Regions from separate parts of the Homo sapiens genome. Here regions 2, 3 and 4 are each linked to region 1. The links are chromatin loops, found by intact Hi-C in ENCODE. Cell type or tissue: mammary epithelial cell. All regions are shown on one strand. Region 1 overlaps LTBP2 (latent transforming growth factor beta binding protein 2). Region 2 overlaps YLPM1 (YLP motif containing 1). Region 3 overlaps LTBP2 (latent transforming growth factor beta binding protein 2). Region 4 overlaps LTBP2 (latent transforming growth factor beta binding protein 2).

The links. Peaks named below come from ENCODE experiments on the same cell type or tissue, not always from the same donor. Only the 100,000 strongest peaks of a DNase experiment are listed, where the experiment ranks them.
Region 2: a loop joins it to region 1, with 13 times the contacts of the local background. A loop is called at or near these places in 18 of 110 quality-filtered maps.
Region 3: a loop joins it to region 1, with 3 times the contacts of the local background. A loop is called at or near these places in 29 of 110 quality-filtered maps.
Region 4: a loop joins it to region 1, with 2.6 times the contacts of the local background. A loop is called at or near these places in 8 of 110 quality-filtered maps.

The regions. Positions count from the first base shown.
Region 1 is chr14:74,498,230-74,503,229 of GRCh38, reverse strand. It overlaps LTBP2 (latent transforming growth factor beta binding protein 2), which reads left to right. Exons shown (of 36, transcript NM_000428.3): 33 at 1-11; 34 at 296-577; 35 at 1,640-1,789; 36 at 2,201-5,000. The coding sequence ends at 2,346. Among named protein-coding and RNA genes, the nearest start is that of ISCA2, 7.0 kb to the right of the region's middle. RefSeq lists enhancers at 27-721, 2,131-3,126 and a silencer at 2,150-2,444. In mammary epithelial cell, CTCF peaks have their summits at 894 (motif pointing left) and 1,877 (motif pointing left); a DNase peak (open chromatin) is centred at 1,849; H3K27ac peaks cover 351 bases.
Region 2 is chr14:74,801,914-74,806,913 of GRCh38, reverse strand. YLPM1 (YLP motif containing 1) reads right to left here. Exons shown (of 21, transcript NM_019589.3): 6 at 4,238-4,358. Among named protein-coding and RNA genes, the nearest start is that of YLPM1, 41 kb to the right of the region's middle. In mammary epithelial cell, a CTCF peak has its summit at 2,506 (motif pointing right); no DNase peak of the experiment used is centred here.
Region 3 is chr14:74,587,472-74,592,471 of GRCh38, reverse strand. All of the region lies in intron 2 of LTBP2 (latent transforming growth factor beta binding protein 2), which reads left to right. Among named protein-coding and RNA genes, the nearest start is that of LTBP2, 22 kb to the left of the region's middle. In mammary epithelial cell, a CTCF peak has its summit at 2,979; DNase peaks (open chromatin) are centred at 891 and 2,981; H3K27ac peaks cover 2,325 bases.
Region 4 is chr14:74,563,966-74,568,965 of GRCh38, reverse strand. All of the region lies in intron 3 of LTBP2 (latent transforming growth factor beta binding protein 2), which reads left to right. Among named protein-coding and RNA genes, the nearest start is that of LTBP2, 46 kb to the left of the region's middle. In mammary epithelial cell, no CTCF peak of the experiment used is centred here; DNase peaks (open chromatin) are centred at 975 and 2,005; H3K4me3 peaks cover 715 bases; H3K27ac peaks cover 4,187 bases.

The sequences.
Region 1 (5,000 bases):
GAGGAGCTCTGGTGAGGGGGAGCAAAGGGGATACCCTGCAGGGCTGGGCCAGGCCCCAGGGAGGGGGATGCCCTCACCTTGGAACTGGGGATCTAGAAAGAAGGAGCAGAGCAAAGGCCCTGTCTTCCATCCCTGCTGTTTGGGGACAAAGTAGGGCAGGGGAGAGGTGGGGAGAGGAATGTTGCCAGGATCTCCCAGAGGGTACCAGTCCTTGCATGCTCCCAGAGACAAAGCCAGCCAGGCTTTAGCTGGCAGGAGCTAGAACCCAGCTCCTTCTCTCCCTCCTCCCTGACAGAGGTCTATGCTCAGCTGTGCAACGTGGCTCGCATTGAGGCAGAGCGGGAGGCCGGGGTCCACTTCCGGCCAGGCTATGAGTATGGCCCCGGGCCCGATGACCTGCACTACAGCATCTATGGCCCAGATGGGGCCCCCTTCTACAACTACCTGGGCCCCGAGGACACCGTCCCTGAGCCTGCCTTCCCCAACACAGCCGGTCACTCAGCGGACCGCACACCCATCCTTGAGTCTCCTTTGCAGCCCTCAGAACTCCAGCCCCACTACGTGGCCAGCCATCCAGGTCTGTGTTGCTGCAAAACTGGGGAAGAGGTGGGCACCAAAGCTGTTTCACTTCCATCTCCTCCACCTGCTAGTCATATTGCCAGCAGGGTGAGGACTGGGAAGGGGAAAGACACACCAAGCCAGAGGTCCCCGTTCACGGCTCGCTTGAGACAAGTACATACGCCCAGGTCCGACCCTAACAACTCCGTCATAAACTATCACAGGGACACAAAAAGGTACAGGACACTGCCCCTGTCCCAACCTACAAGCTTCCTGTGGGGACTGAGAGAGAGAGAGAAAGCTGTTCACTGCAGTCTTTTTCTCCCTCCACGCCACCTACAGGCTGCAGAATAACCTGCTCTAAGGACACCCAGCATTCACACTTGTGACCTGAAGTGTGGATTAAGGTTTTCTAAGGACTTTAAAGGCCCACCGTGATGACTCGGTTTGTGAATGGTGCGATCCAAACACTCAGGCCTTGGAGTCTAATGAGGAAGTCAAGCCTAGCACTGTGCCATGCACACGGTACCCACCACAGGCAAAGCTACCACATCAGACTAAAACCATACCTCTGGGTAGGGTGTGGCCTTTTCCATGGGGTGGAGGGGTGCTTAGGGAGTGAAGAGGGTTAGGTAGATCTGGTCAATGTTTTGCTTTGTGTTGAGTGAGGCCCCTCTGCTACCAATTGTTCCCCACTTCCCAAAAACACGATGTGAAGGTTTAAACAAAACACCTCACCCCTTCCCCACGCCCAAACCCAAAAACTATGTAGCAACACACTCCTCGACCACCCAAACCCCAGCAGGAGCCGGGCATTGTGGAAGCAGCGAGTCTCAGCCTCCCTGGAGCCCTCATTTGAAGCCCAGAGCACCTCTCCCCATCTAAAATGACACATACTTTTTTTTTCAAGAGTACTGCCTTTTGTTCTAGCATCTTTCCACAAGAATTTTATGATCCTCTCTGCCCCCACCCCCACAGTTCCACAGGGGCACCCTTTGTCCAGAAGGGCGAGGGTCCCAGCATTAGGGAGAGTCTGGACACAGCCCTCAGCCTCCTCCTCTCTCCGATTTCCTCCTCCCAGAGCCCCCAGCCGGCTTCGAAGGGCTTCAGGCGGAGGAGTGCGGCATCCTGAACGGCTGTGAGAATGGCCGCTGTGTGCGCGTGCGGGAGGGCTACACCTGTGACTGTTTTGAGGGCTTCCAGCTGGATGCGGCCCACATGGCCTGCGTAGGTAAGTGCAGAATTCTGATGGAGGAGTCAGGCTGGCCCACTGCCCACAGAGACGCCTGAACTCAGGAAGGCTGGAAGAGCCACTGCTGCCTCCTAGTGGGGCTGTCTGCATCAGGCTGGAAGGGAAGAAAGCGCCAAAGGAAGGTTTAATTATGTGCTTTAGAAAGCCCCTTCCGTGCAGGTTCCCAGACAAAAGACAAGGACAAGAGAGCACGGTCTTGGGCATGGTATGAGCTTGCTGCCCCCTGCTTTGTCCTTGAGTTGCTTGGTTTTGGGAAGTGACTTCAGCCTCTGGCTGTCACACTTAGGGTTTCACTCTAGGGCAGTGGCCAGGGCTTACTAACCAGAGAGGTGGAGGCAGCCAGCAGAGGCACCTGGGCTCCCTACAGCACTCTCCTTTGTTTCCTCTTAGATGTGAATGAGTGTGATGACTTGAACGGGCCTGCTGTGCTCTGTGTCCATGGTTACTGCGAGAACACAGAGGGCTCCTACCGCTGCCACTGCTCCCCGGGATATGTGGCTGAGGCAGGGCCCCCCCACTGCACTGCCAAGGAGTAGCAGTCAGGGGTCAGTGTGGCAACTACCTGGAAATGGCCTCCAGTCACAGGCAGGGGCCTTGAGGATGATTTCCTAGCTGGGAAGACACCGTGACATCAGGCCAGAGGTTTCCAATCAGCCTTGCCTGCTTTCATCTCTCCCAGCTTAGCCTCTGGCTGTAAGCTTCGGTCATTGCCTCCATGCCCTTGCTTGGCTCAAGCACCACCAATCGCTTTAATGCTTCAGCCACCGCATGAGGCCCTGTCCACCACCTTTCCTGGCCTTGCTATGGGATGCTTACCAAAGGATGGCCCTCATCCACCCTCCCAAGCTGTGCGAGCATGCAAGGCCCCATGGCCTCACACTGCAGACACCCCTTTCCAGCCACAATCCACCATCATCCTGACGATCCCACAACTGGGACAGAGGCTACATCTGCCCTAGGGAGGTCCTTCAGAATCTGTGGAGCAAGAAAGGATTTGGGGAAGCTTGGGGACTGACTCCAGAGCCCCCTCCTAAGAACCATCACCACCACTCAGCCAATCTGTTCTGGGCCCTGATTTTGCCACACCTCCATCCTGTAGCCCATTCTCTGACCCCAAGGAGTGGCAGAAGATCCCTTCACTCAGAGAAGCAAGGCTGATATTAGCTTGTTGAATGTAAGAGACACAAATGAAGAAGAACAAAGAGCCTGAGAAAGCAGCAAGAGGACATGATGAAAAATACGTGGAGTTGATGAGAAAGGGGAGCCAAGGCTTTATACGTCTAAAGAAAATATTCAGTAGCTGAATCCGCCCAGTGATAGCCTGTGGGCACCAGCAGCAAGGGCTGCCATGGGATACAGCACCCATCTACAAAGACCTCTATTACATAAACACTGCTTCTTACAGGAAACAAACCTCTTCTGGGATCTCCTTTTGTGAAAACCAGTTTGATGTGCTAAAAGTAAAAAGTCTATTTTCCAGTGTGGTCTTGTTCAGAAGCAGCCAGATTTCCAATGTTGTTTTTCCCCTCCACTCAGAAACCCCTGCCCTTTCCCTTCAGAAAACGATGGCAGGCATTCCTCTGAGTTTACAAGCAGAGACTCACTCCAACCCAAACTAGCTGGGAGTTCAGAACCATGGTGGAATAAAGAAATGTGCATCTGGTCTCTTCTGTTGTTTTTATTTCATATCAGATTAAATTTCTTTACCATGTTGGCTAAGTCTAAATATTAGAGATGAGGCTGTGCCTACTCCCTGGCCAGCTCTGCTGATAGCCTATGATGGGTTCCAATGGGAAATGACTCTTTACTATTAAAAGACAAGGAAAGCTCTGACTTCGTACTTCTCTGATGAATGGCAATGTAAATGAACAAGGCTCCATGTGACTGGAGCATGGAAGTGAATGCTACTTTCTTAATTTAATCTGCCCTGTCCTACCTGCTCCTCTGATTGTTAGCCATCACATAACTTATTGAATGCTTGCCATGTGCCAGGCACTGTGCTGAGTGCCATACATACATTTCATTTAATTATCCAATAATCCTACTTACTATTGTTTATTCTCAATTTACAGGTGAGGAAACTGAGACATAGAAAGCTTAAATAATTTGCTCTAGGTCCCTATACTAATTGAGATGTTTTCAGCAGACAAAAATAAGTCACTCTTACGCATGTAAAAATATTCTTTCACTCATAATAAAAGAAATGCAACTTAAAACCATACTGAGATCCTTTTTAAAACTGTCAGATTGGCAAAGATCAAAAAGCTTGTTAAGACTCCTAGCTGGCAAGCATGTGGGAAATAGGTACTCTCATAACAGCTGACAGAAGTACATATTGAAGAGGACAATATGGCAATGTCCTTCAAAATTATAAAAGCACTAACTCTTTGATCCAGTAGTTTCCACTTCTAGGAACTTAACCTTCAGATATATTTTCACCAGATATAAAATGACATACGTAAGAAGTTATTACTGCATCATTTGTAATAGCTAAAGATTAGAAACAATTAATTGCTATGGAACCCTTAAAAAAGGTGGCTCTAAATTCCTTAAGAAAGATATCCAAAACAAATTAAGGGGAAAAGGGAGGGTTGCATAACAGCATGTAACATAACACTATTTGTCTAAAGAATGGGGAAAGAGAAGCGGTTGTCTGTTCACCTCATCCTTGCCACTCCGCCTTATACCTCACCATCGGAGAACTTACCATCCCCCAAATATATCCTGCTGGCACTACACCTTCGTAACTGCTGTTCCCACTGCCCCCACAACACTCCAATCTCCACCTTCCTGCCAACCTTGAGATATTGTATGCATATATACATATTTCCTTTGTTTAAAATACAAATAGCATACTATGCATGCTGTTCTGCACTTTGCTTTTTTTTTATACTTGCAATTAGAGCTGCCTCATTTCATTTTACAGCTGTATACTATTCCATTGAATGGATAAACCATAATTTATTTAATCAGTCCCTCACTGACAGACGTTTCCATTGTTTCCTGTCTTTTGCTATAAATAATGCTGTAATGAATATTCTTGTGCATATTTCACATTAATTTATGGGATTACATCTGCAGGATAAATTCTTAGAACCAATGGTGGTTTGTGGGGAGGGTGACAGGGTGGATAGGTACAGGATTGGGAGACTTTTCACTGTATCTCCTTTTGTATTTTTTTGAATTTTGT
Region 2 (5,000 bases), 300 kb before region 1:
TCTATATAGTGAAAGTAAAAGATACATTTTTTAAAATTATTGTTTATATGAGAAAGGGTTAATATCTATATTATATTAAGGATAATGAGTTAATTTAAAAAAAAAAAACCTGACTCAAACAGATAAATGGGTGAAGGACACAAACAGAATTTCTGTAAGAGGAAAGTATAATTAACAAATATGGGAAAATATTCATGTTCACTAGTAATCAAAAATGCTGTATTAAAATTATTAAATATACCAAAAATATTAAGTAGCTAATGCTTACGAGGCTATAGTATAGATGTTATACAATTATTTTTTTTCATTTATTTATTTATATATTTTTTTGAGACAGAGTCTCACTCTTGTTGCCCAGGCTGGAGCGCAGTGGCGCTATGTGCAACCTCTACCTCTCAGGTTCAAGCAATTCTCCTGCCTCAGTCTCCCTAGTAGCTGGGATTACAGGTGCGCACCACCTGGCGCGTGCCTGGCTAATTTTTGTATTTTTAGTAGAGGCGAGGGTTCACCATGTTGGCCAAGCTGGTCTTGAACTCCTGACCTCAGGTGATGCACTTGAGACAGAGTCTTGATCTGTCACCCAGGCTGGAGTGCAGTGGTGCAATCTTGGCTCACTGCAACCTCTGCCTCCCAGGTTCAAGCGATTCTCCTGCCTCAGCCTCACCTGTAACTAGGATTACAGGCACATGCCACCAAGCCCAGCTGATTTTTATATTTTTAGTAGAGACGGGGTTTCACCATGTTGGCCAGGCTGGTCTGGAACTCCTGACCTCTTGTGATCCACCTGCCTTGGCCTCCCAAAGTGCTGGCATTGCAGGCATGAGCCACCACACCCGGCCATTATACAACTATTATAGAGAGCTGTTTGGCTATGTGACAGGAATCATTTAAAAAGTATGCTTATTCTGGGCCAGGTGTGGTGGCTCATGCCTGTAATCCTAGCACTTTGGGAGGCTGAGGCAGGTGGATCACCTGAGGTCAGGAGTTCAAAACCAGCCTGGCCAACATGGTGAAACCCTATCTCTATTAAAAATACAAAAAAAATGAGCCAGGAATGGTGGCAGGCACCTGTAATCCCAGCTACTCAGGAGGATGAGGCAGGAGAATCACTTGAACCCGGGAGGTGGATATTACAGTGAGCTGAGATTGTGCCACTGCACTCCAGCCTGGGTGACAGACTACATTCCGTTTCAAAAAAAAAAAAAAAAAGTATGCTTATTCTTTGACTGAAGTGTCCCACTTTGGGACGTTAAAATCACTGTTGGCTGGGTGCAGGGGCTCACACCTGTAATCCCAGCACTCTGGGAGGACAAGGCATGAGGATCACTTAAGCCCAGGAGTTCGAGACCAGCCTGGGCAACAACGCGAGACCCTGTCCCTACTAACAATTTTTTTTTTTTATTATTAGCCAGGCGTAGGGTGTGTGCCTGTAGTCCCAGTTACTCAGGAGGCTGAGGTGAGAGAATCACTTGAGCCCAGGAGTTTGAGGCTCCAGTGAGCTATGATTGTACCACTGTATTCCAGCCTCCCAGGCAACAGAGCAAAAAAAAAGAGACAAAACAAAAACATAAAACTTACTCCTAAGAAGTTATTGGCCGGGTGCGGTGGTTCATGCCTGTAATCCCAGCACTTTCGGAGGCTGAGGCAGGTGGATCACCTGAGGTCAGGAGTTCAAGACCAGCCTGGCCAATTGGTAAAACCCTGTCTCTACTAAAAATACAAAAAATTTAGCCAGGTGTGGTGCCAGGCACCTGTAATCCCAGCTACTTGGGAGGCTGAGGCAGGAGAATCGCTTAAACCCAAGAGGTGGAGGTTTCGGTGAGCTGAAATCATGCCACTGCACTCCAGCCTGGACAACAGAGTGAGACTCCATTTCAAAAAAAAAAAAAAGGAAAAAAGAAAAGGAGTTATCTAAAATAAGAACCCAATACAAAGACATTCATTAGGGTAATATTAAGAATAACAGTGAAAGATTAGAAACAAATTCCAACAGAAATTGAATTAATTCAATAAATTATTGTAAATCAAAAAATAATATAGCATATAACAATATGGAAAGATGATTATGATTTGTTAAGCAAATAAAGCAGAAATGTGGATGTACAATCTGGCGCTTCTATTTACTAAGACACACAAAGATGAAAGATATAGTTATTATCTTATGGACTCAATTTAGAAAGAAAGACAAGAAAACAGACACTCAAAATGCAACATAATAAAGATGACAACAAAGACTAGTACAAGATGTTACAGGGTATGTACAAGGGTAATTGCCCTACATAGGTGGAAGAGAAAATAGTAGAGCTGAGTTGTAAAAGATAAACAAACATTAGCCAGTTGCAGGAGGGGATGGGAAGGCAAAGAAAAGACTCTAGGCTTAGAGAACAACATGCATACGCAAAGGAATGAAGAAGTAAAAGAATCTAGCACATTCACAAAATTGTTAAGTAGCTCTATGTGGAGGGAAAATGAAGCATCAGAGAGTGGAGTAGCAAGCAATGGTCAGCAGAGGTCAGGCCAGCTCAGGAAGAACAAGAAAGTCATGCAAGAGATTCTAAATTTCATCCTGAAGGCATGGGAGAACATTGAAGTTTTAAAGCCAGGTAGCCACATGGTGAGATTTGTTTTAAAATGTCCATCTGGCCACAAATCACATCGACGCTGCCTGAAGTGGAGTATAGGGGTAGTCCCAATCTCAAAAGGGCATGAGAGAACTTTTTAGGGTGATGAGAATTTTGTTTTGTTTTGTTTTGATTTTGAGATGGAGTTTCGCCCGTTGCCCAGGCTGGAGTGCAATGGCGCGATGTCGGCTCACCGCAACCTCTACCTCCCGGGTTCAAGTGATTCTCCTGCCTCGGCCTCCTTAGTAGCTGGGATTACAGGCATGCGCCACCACGCCCGGCTAATTTTGTACTTTTAGTAGAGACGGGGTTTCTCCAAGTTGGTCAGGCTCATCTCAAACTCCCGACCTCAAGTGATCCACCCGCCTTGGCCTCCCAAAGTGCTGGGATTACAGGTGTGAGCCACCGCGCCTGGCCGAGAATTTTTTTATCTTTTGGTATACATCTGTCAAAACTCGAACTATAGGCTTAAAATGGGTGTAATTATACTTGAGAATTTGATTCAAAGGAGGTAAAATCAATCAGCAGCAGGGTAGGACAAATCAGCAAGATGGAGCAAGATGGAGGGTTGATTTTCAGGTTTCAAGTTAGGGTGACTAGGTGATGGTGAGGAAAAAAGACAATTTAATGGGGTATGATAACGAGCCCCATTTTGAATATGCTGCATTTGACAGGAGTCACATCCACAGACAGAAACCCTGCAGACAGGTAGATGCGTACAAAGGTCAGGAGATCCGATCTGGGGAGTCAACAACACCATGGTGGTCACTGATGTCAACAACTATGTCTTACTGTTAAGTATTAGACCAGGATGGAAGGGAACACTGAGAAATGAAAAGTGTTAATTTGATGAAATGGTTCAGTAGAGGTTCAGTAGAGCTGTTTTCTTCATTATGCTGTCATAAAACTACCTGCAAGATAACATTTTAAACATTTGAAAAGCCCATTACTGGCTTAAAGGTAAAATAACAAAAATAAAAGAAGTCCTGGCATGCTCTTGGGAAAAAAAGGAGAACTTAATTACTCAAGTCTTTAACATAAACACCCCTTTTCATACTGCCTGAACAGTTCTGAAGTATGTACTGGGGTATGACATTTCCCCATCTGAAGGACTAGTAGCCTGAAGAGGTAGGAAGCATCACGAGGCCCACATCTAGCCCTGCCTAGATGGAAAACAGGACTTTTTTTTTTTTTTGGTAGAGATAGGGGTCTCACCATTTTGCGAAGGCTGGTGTCAAACTCCTGGGCTCAAGCAATCCTCTCGCCTTAGCCTCCCAAAGTGCTAGAATTACAGGTGTGAGCCACTATGCCCAGCCAACAGGACTATTTTAACATAAAAATTATTAGAAAAATTCTACCATTTTGTGAACAGAAGCTATGTAGTTCAGGTGTACTTGGTGTACTTATCAAAATCTGGGGAAAAGGAGCATCTCTACCACACTTTTGAACATGCTTTTAAGGTGTTCAAAGTTCAATTACCATAAACTTTTAAGTTTCCAAAATTTACATTTTATAGAGGAAATTTGTTATTTATTCAACTTCTAAAAAAAATCAAACAACATAGAAACATACAAAGTAGAAACCATTTCATTTTCTGAGCACACATTCTCCCATACCGGATACATTCCAGGTCTTGAAGATGTATTCTGCAATCTTGATTCCTGAGGTGGTAGATGGTCAGCCATCTGTGGCTCAGACCCGAAGTCTTTCATCTTTTGAAGCTGTTCTTTCTGTTCCCTGCAAACAAATAAAATTGACATAGTACATAAAGCATGCTTATTCCATTCCTAAGTGACTACAATTAATATTTAATTAAAAAAAGGAGACCTAAAAAATCCTTGTCCTAAAATTCTCTGCAGTGGCCATACACTGAGCAGCTCCAGGATTACCCTCTTTTGCTTTTATGTAGCTAACTCATCAGTCATTTAAGACATATAAATAATTATAAATTATTGAAGATATTCAAGAATAGATTCTACAACCTGCCTCAGTTGTTTTCTACTATCTCATCTACTTGTTATGTTTTTCTTTAATCCAACCAAAAGCTCTCTTGCTATTTTTTTTTTTTTTTTTTTGAGACAGAGTCTCACTCTGTCGCCTGGGCTGGAGTGCAATGGCGCGATCTCAGCTCACTACAACCTCTGCCTCCCGGGTTCAAGTGATTCTCCTGCCTCAGCCTCCCGAGTAGCTGGGTCTACAGGCATGCACCACCGCGCCCGGCTAATTATTTGTATTTTTTTAGTAGAGACGGGGTTTCACTATATTGGCCAGGCTGGTCTCGAACTCCTGACCTCATGATCCGCCTGCCTCAGCTTCCCAAAGTGCTAGGATTACAGGCGTAAGCCACCACGCCCGGCCTATTTTTTTCAACTCTTTAGA
Region 3 (5,000 bases), 89 kb before region 1:
CTGGGCAACCCTTGGACTAAGGCAATCCTCCAGCCTCAGCCTCCTAAAGTGCTGGGATTACAGGCGTGAGCCACCGCACCCACCTCTAGGATCTCTACTATTGAGGAAAAATTGGAGGCATCAAACTCCAAGGGCAAAACATGAAGACTCGCTGGCCCACCATGGATGGAGGTTTTCTCTCTTAAAATTCCCACAGCACCGCATGGAACTGCCTCTCCTGGGACCTCAGCGTTTCCTTCTTTGCTCTAAGCAATAGCCTCTGCCACTGGAGATTCTGAGATGGCCGATTTCCTTTTGGATATTTAAGTTTTGAAATCATGCTCATTTGGCATAGGAATGTTTCACTTCAGTCTCCTTTAAACAAAAGGACACACAACCACGATTGCCCCTCCCTCCCGAAGGGTCACTGGACTTCATGCATCAGTAATGTTTCCAAAAATATCTTAAGTACCAACATGCAGTGGCCAGCTTTTCATTTTTCCAAGTGAAGCCATCAGGAAAAAACAAAAAACAAAACTAATTACCACTTGTCATCACCTTTAATTAAAAAGAACATTTTAACTCCAAAAATGTAGAAAAGACATCATCTCAAAAGACACTCTTTAGATGGGAAAAATATAGCCTATGAAAAAGAAACAACCCAGGAAAGTGTTTCTTTTCCTGACTTTATGGCAGATGGGTAAAAACTGTCAGAACTGTCCCATTCATAGACAGGCACTGGAAGCCACCATCATGGACCATTTAGGGGTGACTTTTGGGGGAATGGAGAGAGAGGAGAGGAGTCTACATACTTCAATCCCATAATGCAAACACTCAGCTCAAAACACAATGCTTAATTTCCGTGAGGAAGCCAGGTAGTTCCAGGCATCTTGCCGAGACTTGTGAAAACAAGAGAGGATGCGAGTGAAGCCGGCGAGAGCTGGTTCTAAACCTCCAAAAACCTGAAACTTCTTGGAGGCTCTGCCTCAGCAGATTGGGCCTCTGCACAGCATCCTACATGGTTAATTCAGAAGGGTTACCTTCCTGAGGGGATTTTTCCCACCAACACGTCTGGCTGGTTTGGAAGCCTTTTAGAACTTGATTTACTAGGCTATTATATACTAAATGCCATTTCCACAGTTCCCCCTAACCACTCATTTCCCATGAGCTGTTTGTTCATTGTACCAACCAAAGTTTGCCAGCCCTAACCCTCACTGAAGACCTAATTCCCTGCTTGGAAAATGGTTTCTAGGAATGTGGGAACCCCCACTGGCCAGGGCTTCTCCCTCTGCAGGGCCCAGTCTTGTTCACCTTTCTGGCCTCGGCACCCAGTCTGATCAAGATAAGGTGCTCACTACATGTTTTCGGAATGTATTATTAGCAAGCAAGGCAGAACCAGAGCTAAGTGAGTCGTGGTGTGCCGTAGGGGCTTGGCTCACAGGGTTTGGGGTCTTGGATTTCTAGACAGTGAAAGATCTTATTTTATATATATATTTAATTTCAATAGCTTTTGGAGTACAAATGGTTTTTGGTTACATGGATAAATTGTTTAGTGGTGAAGTCTAAGATTTTAGTGCACCCATCACCGGAGTAGTGTACATTTTACCCAATATGTAGTTTTTTTTCCGCAACCCTTCCCACTCTTTCCCTTCTGAGTCTCTAAAGTCCATTGTATCACTCTGTATGCCTTTTCATACCCATAGCTTAGCTAGCTTAGCTCCCACTTGTAAGTGATGACATGTATTTGGTTTTCCATTCCTGAGCTACTTCACTTAGAATAATGGCCTCCAGCTCCATCCAAGTTGCTGCAAAAAGACATTATTTCATTCTTTTCTATGACTGAGTAATATTCCATGGTGTATATATATATCACATTTTCTTTTTCTTTTCTTTTTCTTTTTTTGAGGCAGAGTCTCACTGTCGCCCATGCTGGAGTGCAGTAGCACGATCTCGGCTCACTCCTGGGTTTAAGTGATTCTCCTGCCTCAGCCTCCCGAGTAGCTGGGATTACAGGCACCTGCCACCACACCTGGTTAATTTTTTGTATTTTTAGTAGAGATGGGGTTCACCACATTTTCTTTATCCACTCATTGGTTGATGGGCATTAAGTTGGTTCCATATCTTTGCAATCATGAATTGTGCTGCAGTAGACATACACGTGCGGGTGTCTTTTTGATAGAATGACTTCTTTGCCTTTACTCAGTAGTGGGATTGCTGGATTGAATGGTTGACCTACTTTTGGTTCTTTGAGAAATCTCCATACTGTTTTCCATAGGGGTGGTACTAATTTACATTCCCACCAGCAGTGTATAAGTGTTCCCTTTTCACCATGTCTGTGCCAACATCAATTGTTTTGTGACTTTTTAGTAATGGCCATTCTGGCTGGGATAAGGTGGTATCTCATTGTGGTTTTAATTTGCATTTCCCTGATGACGAGTGATGTTGAACATTTTTTCATATATTTGTTGTATGAAGGATCTTATTGTTAATGTGAAGGATGGGCTGTTCTCAGGGCTCAGGAGGGGAAGGATGGAAGCTAGACTGTTTTCCAAAGGCCATCCTCGGGGCAAGGACCACACACTCAGAGGTGGAAGCTGCATGACCTTCCTCTCACCCACGCCGGGCTTTGGGTCTCTGTGGCAGAGAGGTGTGGGTCCATGTGGGAGATCACTCAGGCCTTCCCATTCTATTCCCTCCCTAAAAAAACCCCAAGGCCGAGACCTGCCCTGGGCACATCTGCTTCCTCCATGTTCACTAGCACTGGCGTGGCTGCTGGGCTGGCCCCAGCTGACCATGTTTCCAGTGGTGGTGGTGACAGGGGCCTGGCAGGTGGTCAGGTGGGGACTAAGTATGCTTGGGCAGATGGAGGGGTGGCCAGGCCAAAATCCTGCCGTGGTGGCAGTTTGTGTTTGGGGAAGTGCTCTGGGTTACAATTCTCTGACATGGTTTTACCTAGAGGCCTGGAGCCTGCCAGGAAGAGGTGCCTGGGCATGAAGAAAAATGCTCTGGCCTCAGAGCCCAACTTGTGGTTGGAATGCTATTAAAACCTGTTATTTCCCATGCTCTCTGCTGATAGACTGGTCTTGAGTGCCCTTGGTGCACAATGTCCAATTTATTCATCCTTTGTGTCTCTGGTCAGCATCACCTCCTCCAAGAAGCCTTCCCTGACTTTCCCTACTCCCTGCCTCAGCCTGGGTTAGAGGGTCCAGCTGACATAGCACTTGTCATATAACTTGTGTGTTCTACTTTCCGTGTCAGACAGTGTGCTGGAGACACTATCACAAGCTTCACATCCAGTGAGTGCTCTACGAATGCTCATTGGATAAGCCCATGAGATGACGTACATCCTCCATCATTATTTAAAAATTCTGTGTGGGCTTTGGAAGGGTGTGTGGTCCTGGGGTCTCCACTGTCAGGGCCAATTGAGATGTGCAGTTTCTCAGGGCAGAGTTCCCAAGGGTGCATTTGGTGGCTGACTTGAAGCCAACAGATCCCCTTTATTTCCTTATCAGCTCTGGGCCAAGGCTCAGAAATAGTAGAGAGGAAGAAGAAGAACCATGCCCACCCTTCTGGGAGTCAGTGGGGGTGGAAAGAGCCTGGGCTTCTCAGTCACATAGAACTAGATTTGAATCCTGGCTCCACCATTAACTAGCTGGGTGACCTCAGGCAAGTCTCTTAACCTCTCTGAGCTTCAGCAGCATTATCTGTAAAATGGGAATCATAGTCACACCTGCTGCATAGAATTGTCGAGAGGCTTCAGTGAGAGCGTGTATGCAGAGCACGGTGCCAGGCCTATTGTCACACTCATCAGACAGTATCTGCCATAATAAAAATAATAATAATCATGTTATTGTTAGGCATATGTTAGGAGCTAAAGTTACAAAGAGGTGTAAGAGACAGTCACTACACTTCAAGGGGCTGACTATATGAGTCAGGAAATTGAGACACATGCATAAAAAAACTAATGGCAGCGGCCTCGTGCGGCGGCTCACACCTGTAATCCCAGCACTTTGGGAGGCCGAGGTGGGCGGATCACCTGAGGTCGGGAGTTTCAGACCAGCCTGACCAACATGGAGAAACTCCGTCTCCAATAAAAATACAAAATTAGCAGGGCATGGTGTCAGGCGCCTGTAATCCCAGCTACTCGGGAGGCTGAGGCAGGAGAATCACTTGAATCTGGGAGGCGGAGTTTGTGGTGAGCCGAGATCGCGTCATTGCATCCAGCCTGGGCAACAAGAGTGAAACTCCGTCTCAAAACAAAAACCCAAAAAACAAAAACAACAACAACAAAAACTAATGGCAGTATGCAGGGCACGCCCAGTGAATGGCAAACACGACAAGTGTTTTTCCTGTTAATCAAAGGAGGGAGCAGCTGCTGAGAGGTGGGTGTCCAGCATGGGGAAGTGGGTCTTGAGGGAACAGTAGGAGCCAGGTAAATGGAGAGCAAGTGGGAAAGAAGAGAGGACATAGCACATGCAAAGACAGAGAGAAGACAGAGCAGAGGCTACCTGGGGCCACAGCCAGCAGGCCAGCTCGGCTGGAGCACATTGGCTTAGAGGAATGTTAGAGGGGATGAGACCAGGAGGGTCTTCAGCGCTCGTCTATGGACTTGAATCCTGAAGACATCAGGGAGCCATTGAAGGTCTCTGTGACATGGGCCAGGTGGAATTTTGGAGATGTTTATCCCGGCCAGCCCCTGGTTTGGATTCTGGTACTCTTCTCAGAAAGGAGAGTTCAGCTCACAAAACCCAGGAACCTGCTCTGGGTAGCTGTGCCTGGTAGTTTCACAGGTGCCCTTAGGATCCCTGAGATGACAGGGTCTGTGTATCTGCCTCCTCTTCCTCACTGACCTTGCCTACACCTCCTCCGCCACCAGACCCTGGCCTTCCTGGGTCTCTGGCGGCTTCTCGAGTATGCCACGTTCCTTCCAGCCTCCACAGCCTGGTCTTCGCCTCGTCCTCTGCTTGGGAAACTGCCCAGGTCTTTGGGGGTTCGCTTCCTTTGCACGCTCCCATCTCTCT
Region 4 (5,000 bases), 66 kb before region 1:
GGGCCTCCAAGGGGAGTTTTCCATGACTATTTTTAACCTTGTTACTTTCTGGTGAAAACACTTTTTTCAAGGCTTCCTTTTCAAGCATGAGGTTCATAGGATGAGGCCCAGACTGTTGGCCTTCTGTACTAGGTCCCGAAGTATAGTTCTCAAGATGGTGCAAAGATTCGTGGTATAGGCTCTGGAACTAGAATATCTGCAGAATGCCTGTATTTGATTCCTAGTCATTGACTATGTGACCTTAAGTAAGTTACCTAGCTTCTTTATGCCTCATCTGGAAAAGGGATAATAATAATACCTACTTCCTAATTTTAATGGTGGTTAACTGAATTAATATATGTAAAGTGCTTAGCACAGTGCCTGGCATATGATTAGCACTATGTAACTGTTGGCTATTATTATTCTCATCCTTGACTCCTCCTATTTCTCTTTAATCAGACAGGTCTGATTATCCCTGAACACCATGCCAGCACATTCCTGAATATGTCCGTTTATGCTTGTGGCTCTCTCTGCACTCCCCACCCCTTCCTCCGGCTCATGTCTCCCACCCTCTGGAAAGCATTCCCCAGTGATCCAGCCCCACGGCCGCGCTGGAACATGCTGGCTGGACAGCTTACCTGGCCATAAGACTCCTGGCTTCTGCCCCTCTCCTCCATCTCTGCTCTTGGATTGTTATGAAATGCTCGCATGCAGGGGGCTGGCCCGGGGCTGCTGTATATAGTGTACCTGCTGTGTCCTGCACAAGGGTGCCAGGCAGGAGATGAACCCTGGGGCCAAAATCTAGCCTGTGTTCTGCTCACCCAGCACCGGGACCACGCTACATCAGCCTGAAGGAAGTAGGGCAACTTCTGTAAACTGGCTGCCCAGAGAGGCCTCTTGTGATTTGTGCGAAGGCACCAGGTATGCTCGGCCTCTCCCTACCCCCTGCCCCCCAGTCTGGGTGGCAAGCTCTTGGTGGGAAAGATGCCCTTTGCATAATGCCTGATGGGACGGTGCACGTTGGCGGTGGTTGAACGACGAATTCATGAAATCCAGGTTCACCGTGTGCTGACAAGTCTTCCCGAGGGAACTCGGAGCCAGGGGCCTCAGACTGCCTGCGGGCCCTGGGTGGCTGAGGAATGGGGCCCAGCTAGGGCTGGGGAGATGGTTCCAGTGAGGCAGGAGGACTGGGAGAAGCCATGGAGAAGTCTGAAGTTGAGTGTGAGAAATATTTTCAGGGCAGCAGCTGTGTGCCCAGCGCTGTGACGACTCCATGGAAGATATGAAGAGGGTAAGGCCCAGTCCCTTCCCTCCTGGGGGTCTGTGTCCCCCGCCGAGCTGCAACCCTTTGGGTGGTCCAGCTGGGCCCAGAAGGAGACAGGGAAGCACTTAGAGGGGCTCTTTTTCCTGGTGGGAAGAAGAGGGCTATCGCCACAGCAGCTGGACACATGGGCAAGCTAGGGAGAAAATGAGGGGCATTTCCTGGAGCCCTGAGAACCTCTCAGGGCCACCCCCACCCCGCCTCTGCCCCTGAGGTGGCCCGGGTGTGAGCCCAGTGCCCAGGCAGCTCGCTCTGGCTCTCTTGCCTGGCTCTCTTACCCTGCCAGGAGGGAACAAAGGCCGCGCAGGATCTCGAGGGGCCAGGGCTTGGCAGCCCGGCAGCCTAAAGGCTGGCTGCTCGGTGGAAAAGTGTTCACAGTGGACCAACACATGAGGGGGCTGGAGGGTGGAGGGGAGAGATGTGGCTCCTAGGAGTCTCTGGACCCTTTAGAAACTGAGGCAGCACCTACTTCAGGGCTGCCCTTGAGGGGGGACCGGGCTGCAGGCAAGGGCTGGGTGCCCCTCCCTGACATTAACCCCGACACGCAGAGCTCATGCCTCCCTCCGTCTCCCTGCCTGAAACAGGAATGCTGTGTTCCCTTGAGCTGTCTGGGAAGCAGGGCAGGGTGTGGTCTGGACAGGAGAGACTGCCCCAGGGCTCTACCTCCTCCCCACCCACAGCCTGGCAGGGTCATCCCCTGGGGTCTGTGTGCTGGGGAATCCAGTCCTTTCAGACCTAGGTGTGGCCATAGGAAGAGCTAGAGGCCCAGAGCCTCAGAGCACTGGGGATGTGACTCATGGCAGCCAGGTGGGGTGAGTGGGGTGCCTGGAGCTGACTGATGAGGGCAAAGAGGTTGGGTGGGTGCGCCAAGCAGACACAGCAGCAGGAGTGATCTTGAGACTCCTTGGGGACACGGGGGAGAGGGCTGGCTCTCGACCCTTTAGGATAGGCACCAGGGAATGTTGATGATGCCCTATCAGCGTGCCAGGCAACAAGAAGGTACAGATTCCAATCCAGGCTCTGGGCCCGTTGAACATGCTGTCCCTACTCGTCTCCCTATCTTAGGTCCCCAGGGGTTTGGCAGCCAAGGGCCTGCCTGGCCAGACAGGAGGAGAAAGGAGCAGAGCTCTGCAAGGGCCTTCCTCTGCCTTGCCAGCACCCAGATCCTCAGGGGAGACCAAGCCATCAGGGAAACACAGGGCATGTTAAGCTGAAGTGAGCTGCCCCTGCAGCCGCAGGAAGGAGCAGCCTCTGCGCTTTGGCCGGCAGCAGAGAGAGTTCTGGGAACGCCTTCCTCTCTTGGAGCTTTCTCCTAGATCCTTCCTATTCCTCTGGCTGCTCCCTTCCAGATGCCTTCAGAGCCTCTCCCTCTGTCTGCCTCTTAAGCGTTGGTGTTCCCTAGGCCCCCTCTGCCCTTCTTTGTTCTCTTTCCTCTTACATTTCTCAAACTGTTTAGGTGTCAGAACACCTGGAAGTCATAAGGAGTACCACGAAATATCAATATACTTAATTTCATGATTAGAGCTGGGAACAGTTTTATTAGCAGAAACTATGACGATTGTCTATGTATGCATAAAAAAAATTAAAAAAAAAAACCCAGCTATAGGCACACGCACGTGTCCGTGAAAAGCGCAAACTGTGGGATGAAGTATGATAGGCTGTTGCCACATTTTTCCGTTAATATTAATTTACGGCTTGTTCGTTTGTTTAATCGTGTGCTAGCAGACAAGTGGTAGCAGGCGCCAGAGGTTGGAGAAGAATTTATGGGAGCAAGACTTAGAACTGAGACCATTCTGTTCATTATTACATTTTCCCCTTTTAAATTGGAAAACGTTGGCAGAGTTAACGCCCCAGTCAGGCAGTGGCACTCTGAAGCATGGTTTGTTCTGCCTGCTTTCCTCGAATGATATCATCCTTCCCTCTTAACTCTACAGCTACCACCTCTACTCTTACAACCTCCTCCCAGCCCCAACTGTGTCTACAGCCCCAAAACTCTCTCCCAAGTTCTGCCTCCTGGGTGTTTCCATCTCAAGATACCAAGCACTCATTATATCCAAAACTGAGCCCATCATTCACTTCTTGGATTTCTCATGTTGAGATCTTGGCTCTTGGAACTCCCTCCACCTATTAGTCCAAGTCATAGCTGGGAATTATCTGTCTCTACATCTGAAATAGCCCTTGCATCCATGCCTTCTTCTTGGTTCTTTCCTCGGCCACTGATAGCCTAGACCACAGCCAAAGCCTTCCAGCTGGCCTCCAGCTCGCCTCTCTTTAGTCCACTCTCTACCAGGTGGTCTTTCACTGCAATAATCATCATTTAAGAATGCCCATCCCAACATGTCCTAGGCCTGCTTGAAGACCACGAGTGACTTGAGGCTAACATGTGGCTTCCCCTCTGCCCCCTCACCTTTGCTAGGGTACTAGTCCCTTTGTCCACCCCGCATTGGAGCTTAGGGGACAAAAGACTTCAACCAAGGTTGGAGTTTTTGCCATCCCTGGGGTCAGTGCATGGCCTGTAACAGGCACTCAGTACTTGCCCTTTGAATGAGTGAAAAAGTGTAGCTGTTCTTCGGACCGGGTCATTTCCTGCTTCAAAATCTCAGGACACTCCCCTTCACCCACTCAGTACAGCCCAGACACCTCCCTGAATATTTCAAGACCTTCACCATAAGGGCACAGACCTATTCTTTAATCCCTCAAAGCCTCAATGTCCTCATTTGTAAAATGGCGATAAAGAAACGATTAATGGTAGATTTAGGATGAAGTTACCTGGTTTGGTAACCTGGCCTCAGCACTTAGGAGTTCAGCCACCTTCTGCAAGGCATAGAACCCCCATAGCCTCTGTTTTCTTGACTATAAAATGGGGATAATGAGTATCTAAGTCTTAGGATATGGAGAGCTCTATGTGAGAGGATGCACGTAATGGGCGTTATTGGCACAGAACATGGCACAAAGAAAGTGTCATTAAATTATAGCACCAGTTGGCTGGGCCTGGTGGCTCACACCTGTAATCCCAGCACTTTGGGAGGCTGAGGTGGGCGGATCACCAGGTCAAGAGTTCAAGACCAGCCTGGCCAATATGGTGAAACAAAAACAAAAAAAAATTAGCCTGGCATGGTGGCGAGCACCTGTAGTCCCAGCTACTCAGGAGGCTGAGGCAGAAGAATTGCTTGAACCTGGGAGACGGAGGTTGCAGTGAGCCGAGACTGCGTCACTGCACTTCAGCCTGGGCAACAGAGTGAGACTCTGTCTCAAAATATATATATAAAAATATATAAAATATAAATATATATATATAAATATATATATAAATATATATAAATATATATATATAAATATATATATAAATATATATATAAATATATATAAATATATATATAAATATATATATAAATATATATAAATATATATAAATATATATAAATATATATAAATATATATATAAATATATATATAAATATATATAAATATATATATAAATATATATATAAATATATATATAAATATATATATAAATATATATATATAAATATATATATAAATATATATATATAAATATATATATAAATATATATATAAATATATATATAAATATATATATATAAATATATATATAAATATATATATATAAATATATATATAGCACCAGTTTATTCCCTACCCACCCACTTCCCACTTCCTGTTCTCCACCCTGCCACAT